2 separate regions of the Homo sapiens genome follow, and region 2 is linked to region 1. The links are chromatin loops, found by intact Hi-C in ENCODE. Cell type or tissue: MCF 10A. All regions are shown on one strand. Each heading gives the region's core, and the rest is flanking DNA. Links, peaks and the distances in the headings are about the cores only.

Region 1 (8,000 bases), core at 1-8,000:
GAGGAACGGCCACAAAAGTCAGAGAAATTAGTGGTGGGACAGCCTCAGAGGGATTTGAAATGTTCTTGCTCACTGAAAACTAGTAGGAGTTCTGTACGGTCATCCCACAAGGATCCAGGCCACGGGACCTCTGACAGATGAGTGTCCCCATGTTCCTGTTGACACCCTCACATTTACCCTCCAGGGGACTCTTAAGTCTGACCGTTGCTGGGGACCAGAGGCGAGGGTTAATCTGAGAATGTCGACCCCAGGTGCAGAATGGGGCTCCCAGGCCCAGTGATGGGAAATGCAGGCTGGGCAAGGAAGCCCACCCACTCTAGGACTCTAGGTGCCAGTGTTTGAGTCTGCTCTGCCAGAGGTGAAGATGGGTGGCTGGGGGGCCTTGCAGGGGCCCTTGTTCCTCCATGAAGGCACCAGGGAGGGGAGGACTCTCACCTTTGGCCGTGGGGCAGGGCTGCGTTGTGCAGTTGACCTTCCGCCCGCTGAGGCATGTGCAGATCTGACAGGGCTGGTGGTCCGGGACCCAGGCTTCCAGGAACTGAGGGCAAAGCGAGGTTCAGAAAGGGCACAGGACATTCTAGGTACGAAGCCCAGAATTCACAGAGGTCAGCTCTCCCTGCCTCCGGCAAGGGCCAGTCCCTGACCCAGCCCTCTGACAGAGCCTCACAGGCAAACAAAAGCAGGCTGAAAGGAGGTTGTGAGGTTCTAATGGCTTTCAGAAAGGTGGTTGCCACATTGCTTTGTAAACTAACATGCGGAAATTTTCACTACAGCCTTCTCTGTTGGCAGTGCTAAAACCAAGCAAAGAAAGAAAAATGAGAGTTCTTGGATCGCACTGCTAGTCATTTCTCAAGCCAAAGGAGAAATTGGGTTGTTGCTTGGGGAAAAAAATCCATTTATTTCTGAAATTGACTTCAGACAATAGGGTAGGAAGAGCGGTGGGGAGGACAGCAAAACTCTTGAAAGCATCACATTCTTGATGCCCGCAGTGACTTTAGAGGCCTGAGTGCAGTTCTCTGATTTTTCAAATGGGAGACGGCCCAGGGCAGAGAGCAGCCTTCTCGAAGGTACACACAGCCCCACAGCACAAGGCTTTGAAGTCAGGAACTCCTGAACTCTAACAAAGGCTGCATTCCGCTGTGCCTCAGTTTCCTCACCTGTAAAATGAGCGTACTCAAGCCTGCCTTGCAGGACTGTTGTAAGGAGTGAGAAACTGTGATTAGCACAGGGTACACAGCAAAGAGCTCCACTAATAAGAAGCAGAGCCAGGACTCAGTCTCCCTCTGGATTCAGCCATAAAGTTAAATTTAAACTTAAAATTAAATTCAAGTGAAATTGCCCCTGAAGAAACACATTCTTATCCAGTAGCTCAAAGGCCTCTAAGAAGTTCCCAGGTCAAGAAGGTCTTACTTATTACTTCCACAGTCAGCAATCAGTCAGCTAAGAAGGAAGATCAAATACCCACAAGTAAGGCCCCCTTCCCCCAAAGTGCCCTGCCCTCCTTCAGGATTAACCCCTCTGGTCCTGCCCTTGACACCTTTCACTCACTCAATAAATGATAGCAGCTAACATTCAGATGCCACCTGCTGTGTGCCACTGTGTTGAGGACTTTATTTAAATCACTCATGTAATCCTCACTGCAGTCCTACGGTGAGGATATGTTTTACCACTGCCCTCACTTTTCCAATGAGAAAGCTAAGGCACCTGCTAGGTTCCCACAGGCACAGCGACAGAGTGAGGATTTGAATCCAAATCCATGGTTTGTTTCTTTGTTATTTTATGTTTTGGTTTTTGTTTGTTTGTTTGTTTGTTTGTTTTGAGACAGAGTCGCACTCTCTCGCCTAGACTGCAGTGCAGTGGCATGATCTCGGCTCATTGCAACCTCTGCCTCCCGAGTTTAAGTGATTCTCCTGCCTCAGCCTCCCAAATAGTTGGGACTATAGGCATGTGCCACCATACCCAGCTAATTTTTGTATTTTAGTAGAGACAGGATTTCACCATGTTGGCCAGGCTGGGTCTCGAATTCCTGACCTCAAGTGATCCACCTGCCTCAGCCTCCCAAAGTGCTGGGATTACAGGTGTGAGCCACTATGCCCGGCCCAAATCCATGGTTTTAAACCACCATGCTCTGCTGCCTCCCACAGGTAACTAATAATAAATATGTTCAAGATATTTTTCTAAGAGTTTTACATTTATGTACTTTATTTTCCTAATAATAACACTACCAGATAAGTAGTAGTATCTATATTTACAAATAATGAAACTGAGACACCAAGAAGTTAAGAAATTTGACCAAGTGGCACATCCAGGCTTCGAACTTAGCATTCTGGCCCCAGACACCACAGGCCTAGCCTCTTGCAGCACAACTGCTTCTCATCAACAGACACAGTGCCCATCGTGGGCAGGTCTGAACACACCATCCTAGCCCTCGAATGGCTGACAGTCAGGTTGAGGAAATAAGACTCATTCGTGAAAATCTGAATGAGAAAAATAAATTGTGATACACACACACCGTGGAATACCACCTAGCAATGAGAAGGAGAAAACTATCAAAACAGACAGCATCATGGATGAATCCCAAAAGCGTTATGCTGGGTGAAGGAAGCCAGGCAGAAAAGAAGTGCGTAGGCATGATTCCATTTATGTGAAATTCCAGAAAATGTAAACGAATCTATAGTGACAGAAAGCAGACCAGTAGTTGTCTAGGGTTGAGGGATATATTTAAAAGGGCATAAGCTAACCTTTGGGGGATGGAAATTCATTATCTTGGTTATGTCAATGGTTTTATAGGTGTGTACATATGTCAAAACCTATCAAATTGTACACTTTAAATATGTGCTGTTTGTGGCATGTAAATTATATCTCAATAAAGCTATTTGTAAAAATAAAAAATAAAAGAGCAGTAAGAGTGCAAAAGGAGAGTCCACTAAGATTGGGCACTCCAGAGAGTCTCACAAGGGTGCACCTATGAAGCACAGGAAGACTTGGGCAAAGGGGAAAGGAGGAGGAATTCCAGGTGGGAAACAGCTAACAAAGGCACAGACGAAGGAACACTCCCGCAGTGCCCGGCATCACAGGTGAGGCAGGTGGCTGAAGACAATGGAGGAGGCCCTGCCTCACAGAGAAGAGCTAAATAAAGACAACCCTGGCGACAGCATGCAGGACGGAAAAGGGAAGGACTAGGAATAAAAACCAGAAAAGACACAGCGGCTGCCACTCCAGCTGGGAAGGTGGAGGGAGGGGCCCAGGGCGCTGGCCTCGGAGGGCTGGGGCAGGGGGTCGAATTGGCAGACATGAGGGGATGCGGAAGGAGAGAGTCATGTTCTGTATATGTTTCAGTGTTCTTTTTTCTCTCCTTTTAAACGCAGACCTCAGATATTTAAACTCAAGAATAAATCACACAATTTTCCAACTATCCTGAGAATGGGTAACACACAACAGATGACCAAAAGCAGGTGTCCAACCTCCTCCGCTGGGGATTTTCATTTCCCAGGAAGCTTAAGGCCTGCCCAAGGCAGGGAAAAGAATAAAAATTAAAAATTTAAAAAACAAGCTAAGGCCAAGCTTCTAAAAGCAACCGTAGTGGCTCTCCAGGCCTGGCCAGGCTATGCAGCAACGCGGCCGGCAGATGGCACTGCTGCACAAGCCCAGGCCAACTGCAGGCAGGCAGTCGCAATCGCCAGGTTCCAGGGCCCAGGCGTGACTATCACCAGGCCAGAACCGGTATGAGAGCCAGCAGGAGTTAAAGTCTGAATGAAGGTGACAAAAGATCGGCCTGCAGAGAATAAGGTGGGAAAACTGACATTTTCAAGGCCCAAGGTCAAAGAAGGACACAAGCAATTCATCATGCACCACCCACCACCAGCCAATGTGATGGGGGATGCAAATGAAATGCAAACACTGAGCCCAGCTAGGGACAGCAGAGACTAAGGGAGAGGGAAGGAGGCTACGGGCCAGAGCTTCTGGGCCATGGACAAGGTTCCTGCTAAACTTGTGCCTGTCACTACAGCACCCACCACCACCAGCAGCTCCACTGAGCCAGGGACAGCCTGTGCAGGCTCTTGGTCCCTTCTGATCCTACTCCAAAGACTCACCTCTTTAGACTCTGTTTTGTAAAATAAACAAGAGCTATGAAAACTAGTGAATATTTTGCTCTTCTGAAATTACTACAATAGTTTTATACCCTAGTTTATTTCCCTTAATAAAAGGTTTTCTGGGCTTTATTTTTCAGTTTAAAAAAAAAAGTTTCTTTAATGGAAATGTTCTTCACATTAGGTTTTTATTCTTTCTCTGCTTTGAAAGTCAAAGTTGAAAATGCACGTGGCTGGATATGATGTTTGTTTTCATTCATTTAAACTGTATTTTCTGAAATCACTAAAAGTGGCTGTGTTGTTTTCAAAGTTTTCAATTAACTAATTTTATTTTACCTGATTTTAAAATATATTTATAAGACGGTTTCTACATCCAAAATATTTGGATGGAAACTTTATACAACTTGAATGCATATTCTAATGTGTTGGACTGAAGATGAGGCGGGCAGTGAAAGGGGAAAATAGCACCAGAAAGGAGAAGCAAAGGATAGGGGTTTGGAGACACTAAGATAAAGTTCACAGTCTTCCTGCTCTCAGGACCTTGCAGACATTTGACACTCATGAGCCAGAAATGCTGCAAACTTGAGCTCACTTCTCATCACAGAACGCCAAGGAAAAGATCATTTCTGTCTCCTTCTGAGAGCAAGCATTTTGCCACTACTAGTAAAACCGGTCTGAAATTACCACAGGTTTCTAGCCCCATATGTAAATTGGTCCACATCATTCAAGCCCTGCAGGAGCTCAGGAGCTATACAAATCAAGGAGAGGAATATAAGGTTTTGTCAACTCATTTAGGGAATATCACAGAACAGGCAATTACTTAACTTGGCAAGTTGAAATATGGCAGTAGAGTAGGACTTTAGCTCATCTATTCCACGGTGAGGACAAATTGGATCCACTAGGACAAAGCCCAACAACTAAACTAGAGCAGATGAGATCACTATAAGTGACTATAAGTAATAGCCCTAATGGATACCCATGCTCCAATGAACATGAGTTAGCCCAGAGTTCAGCTCACAGTTCCAGTGAGGTCAATGGCAGGGCTAGGACACTATAGGATGACTGATGTTATGAATATAAATCCCAGCTTTATCACCTCATGCCATTGAGCCTCAGTCTCATCCATTCAATAGGATGTGCGATTATGACCCTATAGAGCTTTGGGGAGAATCATATAAAATGGTCCCTATCCTGGCTTATAACATCAGGGACAGAATAGTGTAGTTACTGAAATGTTGTTTTCACTATTCTGCAGGCTGGTTAGCTACATTTACCATGAGTTCTCCTATTCGTGGTTGAACATAGTGGTAAGTCACTCTACTTGGTCCACTTAGCAAGAATGGTCCTCCTTGGCGATGAAGACATTAGGTCTTGAGTGCAGTCCATGATCACAAAACACATTCTCCTTTCCTAGAAGCCAAATATGCTTCTATCTCTACCACGGTCTGTAGTATCACTGTCAAGCATGAAGGACAGGGCCACTGCACACATTCACATGTACACGTTCACATGTGCACAGACACACACTGCCCCAGATCCTACAAATATACACGGGGTCAACTTTGAAGAGAGATGACAGCCATTTTAGGCCAAGACGGAGGAGTCTGGTAAATATGCTTTCAAAATACACTCAATAACTCCCATAGAGCTAAAAAAAAAAAAAAAAAAAAAAAAAAAAAAAAAAAAAAAATTTTGATGACTCAGTGACTCCCAAGCAAATCAGCCCAAAAAAGATGCAGCAAAAGGGCCATTTCATATAGTGGAAAGAGCCAGATCTTTGGAGTCACATAGAGCTTCAAATTCTGAGATCAACTCCATTACTTATAAATTGTTTCCATGGGTAACTTACTGAGCTCTTTAGGTCTTAGTTTCTTCATAGGATTTTTGTATTTATGAGTGACACAGGATACAATAATGTATTCTGTGGAATCCCAGTCCCAAGGGATTCTCACACACACACACACACACACACACACACACACACACACGCATGCACACACACGCTCCATGATCAAATAAGTTTGAGAAACAAAAACTCTCTTAAATATCTGCAAGGTACAGTAGTATATTAAAAAGACTAAAGAGTTCTGCAATAAAGAAACCTGTTTAACTATGGTTAGCTGGTGTTCTTTAAACTCACTTGACCACAAGTAACTGTTAATACCCTGCAAAATACACCTTTGAAAAACACTAAGATAATGAATATATTGGGTTTAGCACAATCAAGGTACATAATCTCTCTTAACAATGGCAGACATTATGACACAAAATATTCTTTTCCCTTTCCCTCCTGGATTTCTGTATCATTCTGCTTAAATGACTATAATCATAAAGACAATAGTAATAACAATCATAATAATAATGTGGTAACAACACTTTGATGTTTAATCCCACAGATAATACATGACAGACGCAGGATTTGAACCAAGAGCTATCTGAATGCAAGGCCATTACACAATACTGCCTCCCTATCCCTAATGATCCCCGTAAGAGTCAACCCTGCTGCCACAGTTGGAAGAGGCCAATCACTGGTGAACATATCTCCCTTTTGACCCAAGAGGGAAGCAGCCCCATGGGAAGTGAAAGGCCCAGGCTCCTACCTGGTGCTGGACTCCATCCTCACCAATGCACTGAGTGCAGGCCTCTTCAGGGACACAGCTGCCTTCCAACATGACTTTATCTGGAGGGCAGAAACAGCCTTCGGAGGGATGGTCCCCACAGGAGCTCACGTTGCCATCACAGTGCCGGGGACAGCCATGCTCACAGTGGTTGTAGACCAGAGATGGTGGGCATGACATAGCTGTAGACAGAGAAGGAGGTCACTTGCAAAGGCCCACACCAGCCAGAGTGAAATGGGCACAGCTGATTCAACATGGTTAATCATCAGACAAACTTGCCAGGGCAGAGACGGCTATTTTCCACCAATCTTCATCCTCCCCACCTTCCATAGAAACAGAACTTTAGGCTGGGCATATGACCACCAGAATGAGGACTATATTTCCCAACCTTTCTTGCAGCTAAGTGTAGTCACATGACTAGTTCTGCCCAATGAACTGTAAAAGAAAGTATAGTATCCCATGGCAGCTTCCAGGAGTCCATTTTAAAAGACAGCTATGCATGCTCCTTGTCCCTCTTCCCTCCTTCCCTCAGCTTCCTCCTTGGAGCATGAATGTGATGGCTAGAACTCCATCTTAGACCATGAAGAAAAAGACCACACCCAACTGAGGGCAGAGCAAGGAACTAGAATCCAGTTTGAGGCCCAGAATCAGCTGGAGCCACCGCCTCCGATCAGTTGTATGACAGAAAATTTTAATTCTCTGCTACTAGCAGCCAAATCTAGTCCTAACAAATGTTGTGAACCTGTGTGTCCTTAGTAGGTTTTGTTGTCCTTTTTTGAATACATATGTCTTTTATGCTTGAAAAGCATCTTTAAATTAGGAATACACAGCTTAGAACTGCCTTGGGAGAGAAGCTACAAGGTGATTCATTTCCCTCGTTCTGATTCGCTCAACAACTTCCTCACATCCTCAAGGCACCAAGGCAGGCAGGTGATGGACGAAGTTTCCAAGGATTTGGAGCACCAAAGATTTCCCTCTGTGTGCACAGTAAATAACCAGGAGGTACACAAAGAAATCAGTATGCAGAGAAAGTGCTTCCAGTAACTTAGAAACTAACATTTGCCCCTTGATTTGCAGGCTGATTGGGAGGAGGCAGTATCATCCACATGGCCTCAGAAAATCAGAGCCCTAAGGAACCTACAGGTTATCTAGGCCAACTATCTCATTCTAGGATGCAGAAACTGAGGTCCAGAAAGACTAAGAGAACAGTCCATCCACCAGCTGAGCTGGGACTAGGATGCCCAAGTCCTCCAGACCCAGCTCAGAGCTGCTGACAGTTCCATGATGATAA
Region 2 (10,489 bases), core at 1,407-9,406, 480 kb after region 1:
GTAAAGAGAGAATGTGAAAAACAGGCAACCGGATTCCCCTTACGGGCTTAATTAAACCCTGTAGATCTCACTGGGCCTTCAAGCTGGAACTTCCTGAGAGCCATAGCATGCTGTTGAAAGGTTTTATTTATTTATTTATTTATTTATTTATTTATTTATTTATTTTATTTTATTTTACTTTTTTTCGATACAGAATCTTGCTCTGTTCCCCAGGCTGGAGTGCAGTGGTATGATCTCAGCTCACTGCAACCTCCATATCCTGGGTTCAAGCCATCCTCTTGCCTCAGCCTCCCAAGTAGCTGGGATTACAGGCGCGCACCACCACGCCTGGCTAATTTTGCGTTTTTAGTAGAGATGGGGTTTCGCCATGATGGCCAGGCTGGTCTCAAACTCCTGACCTCAGGTGATCTGTCCGCCTCGGCTTCCCAAAGTGCTGGGATTACAGATATGAGCCACCGCACCCTGCCTGTCGAGAGGTTTTAAGCAGGAAAGGGACAGGAAAGAACCCGCAACTTGAAGTGGAAACATCCAGGAGCACTGGGCATTATTTGGTTGCTCATTAGACTGTGAACTTCCCCAAAACTGAGGTTTCACTTCAGCTCACATCATTCCCCAACTATTTACAAAATCCCAGTTAACTGGTGGTTTTTTGTTTTGCTTTGTTTTATTTTGTTTTGTTTTGAGATAGGGTCTCACTCTGTCGCCCAGGCTGGAGTGCAGTGGCACGATCTCAGCTCACTGCAAACTCTGCCTCCCAGGCTCAAGTGATTCTCCCACCTCAGCCTCCCAAGTACCTGGGACCACAGGCGCACACCAACATGCCCAGTTAATTTTTTGTATTTTTTGTACAGACAGGGTTTCACCATGTTGCCCAGGCTGGTCTCGAACTCCTGACCTCAGGTGATCCACCTACCTCAGCCTCCCAAAGTTCTGGGATTACAGGCATGAGCCACTGTGTCCAGGCAAGTTAAGTGCTAACAAATAAACCCACCTAAATCTCACTTGCAAAGCAATTTTTAAAACCTTGTCCTTAGGTGGGAAGAGGTAGAGAATTCTGTGTGGAGTAACTCACAAGTATCCAGCAACCTTGAATAAGAACAAATGCTGCTGAGTGCCTTGTTCCAGGCTCCTCAACCAGGGACTCACACACACAATCCTTAGCTCCTCCTCCCTGGGGTGGACACTGCAGGTGAGGGCTCAGCTCATGATTCCTGCGCACGATGATCCCCGCCCACGTTGCTCTCACCTACAGAGCGGAGAACAGCCTTGGGAGTCATCTTTGCCAGCAGTCTCTTCCTTCTTGCACTGATGTTCCTGGGGCTTCAGAGACGGCAAGGTAAGAGCCTGGGTGCCCTTGGCTCTGGCCCTGGCCCACCTCACCCACTCTAACCACCCCCCCGCCCAGACCAGGGTGGAAGCCCAGATGCCCCAAGCTCCAGCCACCCACCCATCACAGCCTCCTGCTTTTGAGTTTGCCCTAAATGAAAATGAAACCAGTCGTGTTCCCTCGTTTTCTCCTAGCTACCTCACTAAAGTCTGTCACTCTCCTGCCTCAGAGTAGAAAGAAAGAGTAGTCACGTGCTCCCAGAAGGACTCTAAGTCAAGTCACAGAGCTAAAAATACATGAAGGTGGCACCAGCTCATGGGGCACTGGGCCTGGCTCTGCAGAGGCCTCTGCCTTCCTTCACTGTGCACCCTGGGCTCATGCACCAAGGCAGAGAACAGGAAGAAGTGAGGGGACAAGAAGAAGGCAGAATGTCCAGATGGAGGATAAGACCAAAGAGCCAGGTTGGTGGTGTGACGGTAGGAAAACAAAGCTGGAGGAAATGGAGAAGGAACAAGTGAGGGACAATGAGGCATGGGTTGGGGCTGGGCTACCCCTCCCAAACTCAGCTCTGTCAAAATAAAAGGCCCTTGTGTCTGCTGCGACCAAGCTTTTCCACTTTCCTGTCTTTCTCCACACTGGTCCCAACTGAGCCCTGTCACCAAGCCTAGCGGCTCCAACTTGCAAAGTGTTTAAGTATGAAACAAAGGCCCTCAGAGGCACCCCCGTGGCTCCATCTCAGTTGCACCTCAGCTGCAATTAGGGTTCTGCTCCCTCGGGTGACTGCTGGGAGGTTCAGGATACCTGCAAATGCCTCACTCCCTCAGCTGCAAGGAGAGACTTCTCCTTTTTATTCGTTTCTAAAATGTGCCTAATCAATACGGTGGAACTCAGCATACCAAAACTGTACGTGAGGATGATGGGGAAAAGGGGGTAAGGGGGTGTTCACTGACAGCCTTATCTGGGCACATCCCCTGGGACAGGACAAGCAGGCCAAGGACCTAGGAAGGAGCACAGGAGGCAGATGGAAGAGGCCTGAGGGAACCTGTGCTTGTTTGCCAGTGTGAGATGCCCACGCAACTTCCTGTCTTCACTTCCTCTTACCAGCACCTACAGGACTTGGGCTGCTTCAGGCTGAACGCTGGGAGACCACTTCCTGTGCTGACACACAGAGCTCCCATCTCCATGAAGACCGCACAGCGCGTGTAAGCCAGCCCAGCTGACCTAAAGCGACATGAGACTACTAGAAAGAAACGACACCCTTCCCCAAGCCCCCACAGCTACTCCAACCCAAACAACAACCAAGCCAGTTTAATGGTAGGAATTTGTATTTTTTGCCTTTGTTCAGAATACATGACATTGGTAAATATGCCACATGCCTTTGGTGGAAGTACAACTGTTGTTATTACTCTATACAAGTATGAGATCAGGGTTAGGAAAAAAAGACAAAGAGGTGATGACAGACACACAGTGGAAACCCCACATCGTCTCATGGCAAACCGAAGAACGGGATGTGGGAAGCTCAGCTTCATTTGACTGCAAAGTCCCAGGGTTTTGTTGCACATTTGCTCATGCACATGGGTGGTGGGAGGAAAGGGGGATAGCAGAGACACACAGAAGAGGGTACAGGGTGGGTGAGAAAGAAAGTAGAAGGGCTAATACCCCCAAAGAACAAGGCCAACTACACCTGGTGAGCCTCAGAGGGACAGAAACCCAGGAATGATTCCTGTGATAGGGCTGGGAGAGCCAAGAGGACGGATTCGCTCCAGGCTTGGGACACATCGAGGACAGTGGTGGTTCTTCTCCAGCGGTGACCCCCTGCATTAGGCAAGGAGGAGCCCAGAGGAGAGTGGAGACCTTCGAGGGGGGCCGTTGGGAGGGTACTGACTGCTTTCTTCCAGCTCTTCAGTCCCGCCCTTGGGCAGGACGAAGGGAATGTGGGAAACAAGGGCGAAAGGAAAGGAAGGATGGTTTTGAGCAATGAAATGCTGCTGCATGGAAAGTGGGCATCCAGACCCTGCCCAGCATGGCCTCAGCCTCTTCCTGTTCGTGGACCGAGGGAAGAAGGAATAAAGGGCCATGGGCATTCTCCGCTCTGTTCCCAGCCTGCCCTCCTCCCCTTGCACCTGGGCTTATCCCACATTAATAGCCCATCCTGAAGCTCAGCAATTGCCCCGAAGATAGGCTGAGCAGATCCCATCCTCAGGTTCCACTGTCTATACACACAAACCATGCAAAGAGGAGGAAGAGAAAGGAGGCAAAGTAGAATTCAGACAGGAAAGGGTGGTTCAAAGGGGAATATACTACAGGAAGAACAGAGAGGCGGCTCTCAAGGAGAGGGCCCCATGACAGCACAGCAATACACAAGCACACCTGACACAGGCTGGCACGCCTCCCCCCAAGGTGGGGCTGGTGGGTCTACATGACTTCTCTGCATCCTGAGGATCGGCCGGGCCCCAGGAAGAACCACTTGCCTCATCCCTGTCTTTGGCAAGTGCACGGGTGGTGTGGAGGAAAGGATTCCATGGGTGTCCAAAGATCTCACACTGCTAACACCCTCACGCTCCTTCATCAACAGGAAGAGAGGAACAGGACCCTCTTTAACGAGGGCAAGGAGTGGCTTCCTCTGAGCTTGTTACTTTCAAATTAAGCACTTGACTCACTGTTTCTCTATAACTAACAGGCAATCTCTCTCTTTATGCCAACAATTAACTGGGAGCTAGGTTAAATTATTTGGCTAGATAAAACTACCAGCTAGATGGATTTATTTGGTGCCCTCATACAGAATGCTGTAGAAAATGTAAAGAAGAGAAAGCTCCTTCCAGCTAGAAGCACATGGGACTGCTTCTAGGATGGAAACAAGTCCTGCTATTTTCACAATCCCTAAGTGTTCTCCAGGCCTCTGGAGAACAAAGTAAAGTTGTAAGATCCCCAAAGACACGGAAAATCCTGGACGAACAGATTAGAAATAACTACAAAAAACAAGTTTTTACTTTCGAAAAGGGTACTGCACTGAAACCAAGTTGGACTTTGGTCCACCCCCAGGACCCTCTTCAGGCCTGGTCCAGGAAGGAAAGCTCCACATGACCAGGCAGTACTGAGTGAGCTGCCATCTTCCCAGCCCCTCCCTAGCTCCTACCAGTGGCCAGGTTTTCTAGAAGTCACCATGGGCACCGATACTCTTCTCCTCCCAAGTCTGGGCAGCTTCATGGGTACTTCGCCTCAGCCACTCCCCTCCCTGCCCCTTCCCTTGGCCTCCAACTCTTTGGGGCTTTGGGGGAACTTGAGAGTACAGAAAAAGCAGGCAGGGAGGAGGCGCCAGCTGTTGCTCTTCGGGTAATGACTTAGATTGTGCCACGAGCAGCATTTCTAGTGTTGAGGGACAGAGTGCAAATGAACGCAACGAAAAAGGAGGAATGGGTGATGGAGAAGCCTGGGCTGGAATGGAGGACGGTGGGTGGGGAAGTGTGTTGAGAGAGCAAACAGAGGGCAGAGGACATGAATGTGGATGGCAATGGACAACAGGGAAGGGGTGGTACATTCTCAAGTAAAAAAGTAGACTGGACACAGGAATCAGGAAGTCCCAGACGGAAAAGAGAAAGAGACAGGAGAAAACAAGAGGGTGAATTACACCAAGTTACCAGACATTCAGGTCTCTCCATTGTTAAGTGCCCCATCCCCATGGTCTCCCTCCAACCCAAGCCAGTGACACACAGCATAGCCCCACTTCCTCAGAACAGGAGGCGCCATCTCCCTGCAATGCGTTGCAGGGGGAAGGCTTGTCCATCAAAGAAATCCCTTGTCTCTGCCCTTCCCCCGTCCCGAACCAGGTGACGATCCCATAGCAGCGGTCTCCATACCTCAGTCAGAGCAGCCCCACTCCCCAGGCAGGCAGGCAGGCAGGGAGAAGACTCCAGGACCTTCCCACCTCTTCACCCCACCAGCAACTTCAGCGATACTTACTTACAATAACTACCACGATGATGGCACAGATGGCTCCCAGCATGATCATCATCTGAGGAAACATGGACAAAAAATGAGCCCTTGGATTTCAGGAATGAGGAAAAGAGCCACATCTCTAGTGGGAAACAGAATTCCTTCCATCCTTGGGACAATGGAAAAAACCACCCATCACCCAGGAGACCTGCAGGCCTCTTAGAGAGGCCCTACCCTTCTGCTTCCCAGGGGATCATAACCACAGTATGTCTGTAGCTTTTCAGATTCATCACAGGACCTGCATTGAGCTCCTTTTTGCTTAGTTCCTGGTGTCTTGGGGCTTTAGAAGGCATTCCAATAGAGATACAGACTCTGGATATTTAACCAATTAGTTCAATTTTCACTGTGAAGTGTTCAGCTCATTCTCAAAAGTTGCAGTTATTTAAAAATATATATTTCAATCTGAGAAAGCTGATTTAAAAGAAAAAGAAAAAAGTATATATATATATAAATGTATATATATGTATATATATATATAAATGTATATATATGTATATATATATATAAATGTATATATATGTATATATACATATGTGTATATATAGTGTGTGTGTGTGTGTGTGTGTGTGTATGTATATATGCCTGAGCCATTGTGCTGATGTTGGGTGTGTCTGAGGATGAGACAGGTGAAATTTTTTGCAGGCAACTCCTTTGGGGTAAAGCTCCTTAACTAACCATTCCAAACTCCTCAGGGTATCACTTTTTCCCTGATAGCGGTTCTAAATACTCTAGCCTACCCTGGTGGCCAATTCTGGGTAATGCAATCTCAAGAGGAGGCTTTCCAGATTTCCTCCCAAGCGTTATGCTGGTCAGAGAGATCCTGCACCATTAGAGGGAAGAAATGTAGAAGCTGAGGGTTTTCTTGCCTTCTACCAGTGGAAGCCCAGGAAAAGATGGAGGAGGGGACAAGAAAATTCACCTTGCAGTTTTTCCACCAATACTTCCTCTTTAGCTTGGCAGCACTGCTCTCAAATTGTGATGCTCCTGCCTGCAAGGCATCAGCTCGGTCATCCAGCTCTGACAGCTTCTGGTCCCTCTCCAGGACCTTGTCCACGTTCACACGTATGATGTCCACCACCTGAGGAGGGCACAGAAACAAAGCAGCTAAGCTTCCTGCCAGAGACAGAGGAAAGGACAACAACCAGAGAATCACAAGTCTGGCCCTGTGCAACTCTAAAGGGTGCTTTGCCTCTCAGGGCCTTTGACTATTCTCCTACGAAAAAAGGAGAAAAGATAAGAAGTTCCCTTTTGTTTCCAAACTCCTAGATTTGGAAACTTTCAGAGAAACAGCTATCTACCTACCTCCTCCACTTGTGCCTGGGTTTGCTGTAGTCGTCTGTTACTGGTCATGTTAGGAGGAGGGCCAGGGGGACCCCCACCTGGGGCAGTCCCTTCTGTCCCTTCAGCAGGTGGCTGAGCTGGAGCAGACCTGTGGAAAGACATGTGCAGAGTACACAAAGTGACCAAGACAAGAAAGGAGCTGGGCGTGGTAGCACACACCTGTAGTCCCAGCTACTCAAGAGGCTGAAGTGGGAGGAGCGCTTGAGCCCAGGAGTTCGAGGCCAGCCTGGGCATCATAGCGAGACCCCATCTCTAAAAAAACAGACAAAAAGAAAGGACTCACATGCATCCTCACCCCAAACCACTTAAACAATTATGATTAGGCTATACAAAACTAGAATGGATTCTTGCTCCTTGGCAATCTGAAGTAGGGAGACAAACCATAGAGGCAAGAAGTAAAAGATGAAAGACTCTGCAACAACATTTGGATGGGGTTCAGGGACATCCAGGATGGCATCAAGACATCTCATCTGGGGCTATCCTTTGACTCAACTCAAACAAGTCCTCTGCCATGATGGCTACAGGGACATATGGCCTAGCCTTGTCCTAAATGGCATTTCCCCGCTGATATGGTTTGGCTGTGTCCCCACCCAAATCTCAACTTCAATTGTATCACCCAGAATTCCCACATGTTGTGGGAGGGACTCAGGGGAGGTAACTGAATCATGGGGCCCATCTTTCCGGTGCTATTCTGGTGATAGTGACGAAGTCTCATGAGATCTGATGGGTTTATCAGTGGTTTCTGCTTTTGCTTCTTCCACATTTTCTCTTGCTGCTGCCATGTAAGAAGTGCCTTTCACCTGCCGCCATGATTCTGAGGCCTTCCCAGCCATGTGGAACTGTAAGTCCAATTAAACCTCTTTTTCTTCCCAGTCTTGGGTATGTCTTTATCAGCAGCATGAAAACAGACTAATACAGTAAATTGGTACCAGTAGAGTGGGGTGTTGCTGAAAAGATACCCAAAAATGTGGAAGCGACTTTGGAACTGGGTTAACAGGGAGAGGATGGAACAGTTTGGAGGGCTCAGAAGAAGACAGGAAAATGCGGGAAAGTTTGGAACCTCCTAGAGACTTGTTGAATGGCTTTGACAAAAATGCTGTTAGTGATATGAACAATAAGGTCCAGGCTGAGGTGGTCTCAGATGGAGATGAGGAACTTGTTGGGAACTGAAGCAAAGGTGACTCTTGTTATGTTTTGGCAAAAAGACTGGCAGCATTTTGCCCCTGCCCTAGAAATTTGTGGAACTTTGAACTTGAGAGAGATAATTTAGGGTATCTGGCAGAAGAAAAGACGCAGTACTAAAGAAAAAAACCATTTTTTTGAGAAGAAATTCAAGGCAGCTGCAGAAATTTGCATAAGTAGCAAGGAACCTAGTGTTAGCCCCTAAGACCATGGGGAAAATGTCTCCAGGCCATGTCAGAAGCCTTCATAGCAGCCCCTCCCATCACAGGCCTGGAGGCCCAGGAGGAAAAAGTTATTTTGTGGGCCAGGCCCAGGGTCCCCATGCTGTGTGCAGCCTAGGGACTTAGTGCCCTGTGTCCCAGCCGCTCCCACTGTGGCTGAGAGGGGCCAATGCAGGGCTCGGGCCGTGGCTTCAGAGGGTGGAAGCCCCAAGCCTTGGCAGCTTCCACATGGTGTTGAGCCTGCAGATGCACAGAAGGCAAGAACTGAGGTTCGGGAACCTCCGTCTAGACTTCAGAAGATGTATGGAAACGCCTGGATGTCCAGGCAAAAGTTTGCTGCAAGGGCAGGGCCCTCATGGAGAACCTCTGCTAGTGTAGTACAGAAGGGACATGTGGGGTTGGAGCCCCCACACAGAGTCCCCACTGGAACACTGCCTAGTGGAGCTATGAGAAAAAGGTCACCATTCTCCAGACCCCAGAATGGTAGATCCACTGGTAGCTTGCACCGTGCGCCTGGAAAAGCCACAGACACTCAATGCCAGTCCGTGAAGGGAGCCAGGAGGGAGGCTGTACACTGTAATGTCTGTCAGCTCACCCCTTTTTATATTCAAGTTATTGGTTATGGTTATTGGTTTATATGCCCAGTTATTGGTTATGCTTCACACAAGATGAGGAAATCAGGGCTGCCATAAGGGCAGCTTGGAAAATCACCAAAGGCAAAGTCTATGTAGGTGGAGTGAGTCAGGACTGTTTGTTTGCTTTGTTTTTGGCAGAGAAAATGGGGGTTTCACTTAGATAGAATCTGGGGCCCAAAGCAATTACATTAGTTATGGAAACTGTTCCAAGAGCATAGACAGGAAGCAAAAATGCTAGAAATTGTCCTCAATGTGCATGCATTATAGACATTCTGTCCCTTCCTTTTCTGGATTTGACAGTCTCAGATGACTCCCTTGGTTACTTACATCCCAAAGAGAGATCTTGGTTTACTGTACTATACACACAGAGAATGTTCTCTCATTCTGTACCACTCAAAGTTAGTGTGTGGTCTTCAAGACAAACTCCTCTCCATGTCCCAAAACATGGAGGCTAAACTCACCTCCTAAAGAATTCCCAGAAGTATAACCTAAGTCATGAGATGTTCTCGGCCAAGGAAGCACCCACAGGCAGGGGGGAGATCTCTCAAATTTGATGGAGAATAGAAATTACAGTAAGAACTCCTCAAACAGAAGCAGAATCTCACCAAACATACTTCACAGGAGCAGTCCAAGAGTAAATGCAACAAAAATGAAACCACAAAGTCACCTAAAAGGAAATTATTTGACTAATTACAATAGAACTAATACCCAGAAGCTCATTCTCCTTGATTAAGTGAATTTCTTTTAGTCTAAAAAGATAGAGAATAACTCCTCAGAGAGGCTATGGTAGCAGATTACACCTGACTCATTCCCCATTTGAAGAATCACTTTTCCATTTCCCTCTAAGGTGCAAAGGAGGTAAAGCAAAGATAGACACAAAGTCATGGGAGCCACAAGACTCTTGTCCTGCCACTGAGCTAGCTAAGCAATCTAGCTCTCGACTTAAGGCAGAAAATTCAATGAGTAGGTAGCAGCCAGTGTTGGAAGCAGTCCAGGATGGTAGCACCAATGACAAGATTAAGGTCAGAGACCTCGTGATGCCCCGCTAGCCACCACGATTTTTCTGTTGCCTTCTGTTCATCCCACGTAGATACTATCTGGAAGCCCCCTCCCCAAAATGAAAACAACTGGAATTCTACGGCTTGCCCAAAATGCATAGAACACTCATATCTGGTTAAAACCATAGAAATCAAAAAGAAAAAGTGAAATGGCTATGAAGTATTTGCAAGGCCAATTTCACTTACTACTTGTTGGGAGTTGGAAACACTCAACAGTAAAATATCTAGGGATAATTACAACCCTTATGTAACACAAGTAAATCTTTCCCTTTTTTGTCACTTAGAGAAGCAACATAAATACATCTAGGACCAGGCCAGGGTAGTAATCAGAAAGAAAAATCTGTATTAGACATATTGAGGTCTTGACAGAGAAGTACTTCGTTTGTTTAGCCGTAGTTTTCCCTCAAGATCATGCGAAGGGGGTGATGTTGAAGACTGCTGGAGACTAAACTGTGTGTGTTGGAGGAAAGGGGGAAAGCTCAGCTCTCCCTATTTCTCCTCCAACTATTTGGTAAGACTCGGTGATAGAAAAACATCTCCTATACGAATGGCCTTGGTATGAACAGCCGCTTGGGATGACAGGCCACTATCCCACTACCCCTTGAGTCTTTCTGAGCTGCTCACCTGGTGCCAGAGAACTGGCAGATAAGTTTCTGCAGCTTTGCTCACTGCCATGAGGGGGGCTAGACATCACACTTTGGGTGAGGGGTAAACAAATCCAGAGATTGTAGG

The links. Peaks named below come from ENCODE experiments on the same cell type or tissue, not always from the same donor. Only the 100,000 strongest peaks of a DNase experiment are listed, where the experiment ranks them.
Region 2: it touches region 1 in a loop (19-fold over the local background); 4 of 110 quality-filtered maps call a loop at or near these places.

What each region holds. Positions count from the first base shown.
Region 1 is chr12:5,985,128-5,993,127 of GRCh38, forward strand. VWF (von Willebrand factor) reads right to left here. Exons shown (of 52, transcript NM_000552.5): 38 at 6,692-6,891; 39 at 436-538. Among named protein-coding and RNA genes, the nearest start is that of ANO2, 44 kb to the left of the region's middle. In MCF 10A, for the core only: a CTCF peak has its summit at 3,619 (motif pointing right); a DNase peak (open chromatin) is centred at 3,654.
Region 2 is chr12:6,459,603-6,470,091 of GRCh38, forward strand. TAPBPL (TAP binding protein like) reads left to right here. Exons shown (of 7, transcript NM_018009.5): 6 at 1,253-1,336; 7 at 2,432-2,714. The coding sequence ends at 2,547. It overlaps VAMP1 (vesicle associated membrane protein 1), which reads right to left. Exons shown (of 5, transcript NM_014231.5): 2 at 6,623-6,749; 3 at 6,240-6,398; 4 at 5,288-5,339; 5 at 2,635-4,884. The coding sequence ends at 4,868. Among named protein-coding and RNA genes, the nearest start is that of VAMP1, 5.8 kb to the right of the region's middle. In MCF 10A, for the core only: a CTCF peak has its summit at 6,050; DNase peaks (open chromatin) are centred at 6,049 and 8,799.